Linked DNA regions of Homo sapiens: region 2 is linked to region 1. The links are chromatin loops, found by intact Hi-C in ENCODE. Cell type or tissue: psoas muscle. All regions are shown on one strand. Each heading gives the region's core, and the rest is flanking DNA. Links, peaks and the distances in the headings are about the cores only.

Region 1 (2,813 bases), core at 289-2,788:
AACCAAGTTCCAAAAGTGATTCCCTCTCTCTTCTCATGCTTCCTTGTACTGTCGTACTGTTATTCACCAAATAATAGATTTCAGATTTACATGTGAATCTTACAACAATGGTATGAGTTTTCAAAATATGCTACCATGGCCACAAAATAACAAGCACCTGAAAAGAGCTGCGTGGATCCTAGAATACATGGGTTGCGGGGGGTAGTAGATCTCTCATGAGTGGGCCCGTCTTTCCTTGGAATTCATCAGGGACAGATGTTCATAGAACGCCTCATCTCTCTCCTTTCTTCTTGGTGCCTGTTTCTCCATTTCCTGTTTAACACTGAATTGTGAACCAGGTAAGCAAAAGCTAAAGAACTGCAAGACAGGCAATTCTGAGATGGTTTAGTCAAAGGTGAAAAAATTGAATTACTGGATAAAATAAGTACATGATAGTTTGAACTTTTCGATAGAAAACAGCCTCTCTCGGTCTCTTACATGCACACACACACACAGTTTCAGGACCACATTAGAAGGCTGATAGCCAGAATTTTGCTGGAATATATATAGACTGAATCAGATTATGAAGGAAAGTAACTTAGTTGTTCCCTGGCCATATTCTCTGAAAATGCAGTAAGTCATTCAAGAAAGGCTTCCCCCATCTCTAAGTGGTTCAGGAATGGGAAGTCTATTGAAATGAAGTGAGTGCCTGCCTCCAGGCATTAGCAGCCTTTCAGGGACTGCTAGGTGCTTTGAGATGCTGAAGTTATATGCTAACAGTCTGCCCAGCAGTGACATGGCCCCCTAAACACAGCAATAACTGTGGCTTCATGTACTTCAGCATTCACTTCCACATTTCAAAATGGCTTTTTGAAAAAGTGGTAAAGGGCTCAACTGGAAGGGAGAGACTCCGGTGCTGTTGAGGGCAAGGTTCCATTCTCTGGAGCGGCAACTTTTGTTATGGTTTGTTTCCTTCTCTGTTCCCACCTGGTGTTTTGTCACCCTCATTCCTGAGGTCTAGGGAAAAGCAGTTTATCCAAAATGCACAAAGCCAGACCTCAAACTCAAGTCCCATATTTACATAAGATCCTACATCGACATGCTAAAGAAGGATCAGAAAAGGCCACTTTAATATGCGTAGTCTTTTTAAAATGCAAATCTCTTTCTTTATCCCATGTTATCTCATCTTCCCCTAGACTCGAGTTATGTCTTTCTGCCTCCTAAATAGCAGAGATTCTATAGAGCTGCCTGTTAGCTCTTGAGATTTTCAAATTATTTCCTTATGATAAATACCTTCCATTTTGGAGCCCTTTGTATTCCTATAGGGCTCAATCCACATCATTTTTTTTACTCTCTACCTCCCTCTGCTGCTGAGAGGAGAAAATGTCAAATAGAAGCATGCCACCAACACCCATCTGTAGGTTAATATAACTCCAGATTCTTTCTTTTGGAAAAAAAGATTCATGCCTATCTTACTTACCTGCAAAGCCATCACAGATTCTCTCTGCTTTCCTTTAACACCAAACCTTCTGGTCAGCCCTATTTCCTCACTGAGTATTCACTTTTCAACCCACTTCTGTCCAGCTCTCCACATGTCCCAGTTTCTGCCCCTCCTGGTAATTTCTCTTACACAGATTACCAATCGCTTATTTGCCAAGAGCAGTGACTTCTCAGTCCTAGCCTCTGTAGGTAGAGTAGAAATGCTTTTTTAGGTTTATCAACATTTGTAAATCTTGGCCAACCTTCTTCCTCATGGAGCGTGGGCCTCACAATTGCAGGTGTAAAAGATTTACAAAGTTATGAATCAGCACTGACCCTGCAATTACTGTTTTGGAGCCTAGCCTCTCCTTCCTGATATGGTCCTTAAACCACAGCATCCAGTTTCTTGCTCCTATACTCAGTTTCTCCTTGCCTTCCCTTGCCTTTATCAAATGCAGCCCCCACGGTAAGATCTTGAGGATTCATTGGCCCTCACTTAATATCAGTAACTGTACCTCAAATGAGATGCACATAGCCCCATGCAGTTCCTGGCACCAAGATCAGACCATACCGTGTGGGCACCCTGGGCAGGTAAGTGTGTGGTACCCCTTTAAAAGAACATGCTTAGAATGTTTATTCAACATGTTTTTGGTAGAAATGGGAAAACTGGCGTTCTGTTGGAAAAAACAATCATGAACATTTTAACTATCTTTGTATTCCTTTTTCCAAAACTAAAACTCTATCTAGCAAGAATGAGAAAGAGTTTAAAGATAATTTAGCAGAAAGACAAGTGGGCCTAGGGGCTGTAGGGAATATGAGGTTTTACAGCTCACGGCATTTCTGTCGAATATCCCCAATCGACAATCAGTCTCCCGGGCCTTGTGAGCAGGCCTGTCAGCTGCTAAGTCTCCCTTCTTGTTCCCTTTCAAAGCATCCTACTCTCTTTGTCCCGCACCCTTATCCCTCCCAGATCTCACTCCCTCCAACCACTTTTGTGGGCTCTTGCTCTCTTTCGCTTGCTCTAGGATTGTGCTGCTCGGCATTGCCCCAACCACCATACTCCAAGCTTACGTATCCTCACCTATTACTAACTCCCATCTTCAAGAATATGAAATACCTATTATTCCAAGGATGATGCTTTAGCTTGTTCTCACCAAAATACATGTCTCCCAGTTATCAAGATTCTCTGTTTCTAGAAGGTAGTTTCTTGCCACAGTTTCAAATTTAAAATAAGAGACTTATTCCTTATGTTGAATGGGAAAAGGGCCAAGTTTCATTTGTTAGGCTGCTAACATAAGGAATTACATGTGGAAACCTGAGTTAACTGGCACCAAATTTCCAATTACTCCAATGAC
Region 2 (2,813 bases), core at 70-2,569, 79 kb before region 1:
CATTCTCAGAATTTGTCCCAGGCCCAAAGAAAACTCATTTTAAATCTCTGCAACATGTCAGAAAAACACGACAAACTGCTTAACCAAAAATAAATAACTAAACATTCCTCATCAACAACAATGTGCTCAATCATACACAGCTGAACCACTGGGACTCTGGCAAACTTCCTGAGAATGCAATTTTTTTTTTTTTTGAGACAGAGTCTCGCTCTGTCGCCCAGGCTGGAGTGTAGTGGCACGATCTCTGCTCACTGCAAGCTCCAGCTCCCGGGTTCATGCCATTCTCCTGCCTCAGCCTCCCAAGTAGCCGGGACTACAGGTGCCCGCTGCCACGCCCGGCTAATTTTTTGTATATTATTTAGTAGAGACGGGGTTTCACCATGTTAGCCAGGATGGTCTCGATCTCCTGACCTTGTGATCCGCCTGCCTTGGCCCCTCAAAGTGCTGGGATTACAGGCGTGAGCCACCGCGCCCAGCCAAGAATGCAAAATTATGGGTGGCCTTGATTCATAGACTTTGGTTCTTTTCTTCTGATCTGACACTTCATTAGAACAAACTTGATCCACGATGCTGAGACAAAATTTAAACACCATGGCTAGGCATGGTAGCTCACGCCTATAATCGCAGCACTTTGGGAGGCTGAGGCAGGTGGATTGCTTGGGCTTAGGAGTTCGAGACCACCCTGGCCAACACAGCAAAACCCTGTCTCTACCAAAAATACAAAAATTAGCCAAGTATGGTGGCAAGCGCCTGTGATCCCAGCTACCCGGGAGGCTGAGGTGGCAGGATCACTGGAGACCAGGAAGTTGAGGCTGCAGTGGGCCATGATTATGCCACTACACACTAGCCTTGGTGACAGAGCAAGATTCCATCTCAAAAAACAAAAAAAAAAGTTAAAAAATAAAATGTATATCATTAAAGAAACATTTTAATTTAGAACCCTGAAGGTAAACTTCCTCAGATCTCTGTTCAGTGTGATTCTCCCTCAGTCCTGCACCAACCTCAACTCCCCTGTAGGAGGCTGTGTTCTCTATGGTTATGCCTTCCCCACCAGAGTACAATATATTTAAGAAGAGGAATTACTATATTTATCTTGGTATTCTCCCTCACCTCTGTCAGGTCCTCAGTGCTTTTTTTATGTGTTGTAGGCATTCAATGTTTACTTAATAGATATAAATTCAATGTTTAATACATTTATTTCTTTAAAGAAATAGAAGATTTTCATTCTCATATTTTTCAAACACTGAATCGAAAAAAAACTTTAGTATTGGATAAGATTGTCTTCCATTTATCATAAAAATTTTCTCAAGACTCAGAGAAAATCAAACTCTTATCAAGGTGGCCACATGGAGCATAGCTTAATGTTGATGACACTCAGAGATTTTCTTTAAATTTTGGTTGTTTTTCAGGGAATCAGCCCAGAAGACACCTGCCAAACCCAGGAGTTAGGTGGTTATTTCATGTGGGTCATGGAATTCAACCACCAGAAGACCAAATTGTAGTGATTGTTTCATTTTCTATTACTTGTGACTTTGCTTGTGTCACTGGATAGAGGAACTGGCCACACTTACTGTTCATTCTCATCCCCTTTATCACCTGAGTGTAAAGACCCTATTGAGATGTTGTAGAAACAGAATATTTTCATATTGGCTTCTTCACCAGATTCTCAGCTTGCCAAAAAGAGCCAGGAGGCTGGACTGGTTATTTTAAGATAAAGTTTAGGGCCAATAAGGCAAAGGTAAAGGATGTAGTCCTTCTAAATCCTGCTTCTGTTTCAAAAGTTTAAGTTCCCTTCTCTCCATAATGCATTTTCTGACTACTTCCACCCATGTTATTCAATCTTCATTTCCTTTGAGCAGAAGATGCCCTTGATTGTTTTCCGTGTTCAACTAAGTTGTGGGCTGCTGGGGTCAGGGACCAAGTTTTATGCTTCTTTGGTATCACCCATGATGTCTAGCACACTGCTAGGCACAAAATAAGTGCTGTGAAACAAAAATGGAATCTCTGGACCCCAAACTGACTAAGCCAAAAGAAAAGCTAAGCTTGGGAACTGAGTCACTAAAAAAACTGCTTTCTGTTATTGGAAAAAACTACTTTAAAGTTCATATGGAACCAAAAAAGAGCCCACATTGCCAAGTCAATCCTAAGCCAAAAGAACAAAGCTGGAAGCATCATGCTACCTGACTTCAAACTATACTACAAGGCTACAGTAACCAAAACAGCATGGTACTGGTACCAAAACAGAGATATAGATCAATGGAACAGAACAGAGCCCTCAGAAATAATGCCACATATCTACAACCATCTGATCTTTGATAAACCTGACAAAAACAAGAAAAGAGGGGAAACGATTCCCTATTTAATAAATGGTGCTGGGAAAACTGGCTAGCCATATGTAGAAAGCTGAAACTGGATCCCTTCCTTGCACCTTATACAAAAATTAATTCAAGATGGATTAAAGACTTAAATGTTAGACCTAAAACCACAAAAACCCTAGAAGAAAAGCTAGGCAATACCACTCAGGACATAGGCATGGGCAAGGACTTCATGTCTAAAACACCAAAAGCAATGGCAACAAAAGCCAAAATTGACAAATGGGATCTAATTAAACTAAAGAGCTTCTGCACAGCAAAAGAAACTACCATCAGAGTGAACAGGCAACCTACAGATTGGCAGAAAATTTTTGCAATCTACTCATCTGACAAAGGGCTAATATCCAGAATCTACAATGAACTCAAATTTACAAGAAAAAAACAAACAACCCCATCAAAAAGTGGGTAAAGGACATGAACAGACACTTCTCAAAAGAAGAC

The links. A loop is a pair of places that touch in the nucleus more often than their neighbours do. Peaks named below come from ENCODE experiments on the same cell type or tissue, not always from the same donor. Only the 100,000 strongest peaks of a DNase experiment are listed, where the experiment ranks them.
Region 2: it touches region 1 in a loop (3-fold over the local background); 67 of 110 quality-filtered maps call a loop at or near these places.

What each region holds. Positions count from the first base shown.
Region 1 is chr1:89,597,883-89,600,695 of GRCh38, forward strand. No RefSeq gene overlaps it. Among named protein-coding and RNA genes, the nearest start is that of LRRC8C-DT, 34 kb to the right of the region's middle. RefSeq lists an enhancer at 321-837. In psoas muscle, for the core only: a CTCF peak has its summit at 1,342 (motif pointing left); no DNase peak of the experiment used is centred there.
Region 2 is chr1:89,518,971-89,521,783 of GRCh38, forward strand. No RefSeq gene overlaps it. Among named protein-coding and RNA genes, the nearest start is that of LRRC8B, 4.5 kb to the right of the region's middle. In psoas muscle, for the core only: a CTCF peak has its summit at 1,024; no DNase peak of the experiment used is centred there; H3K27ac peaks cover 115 bases.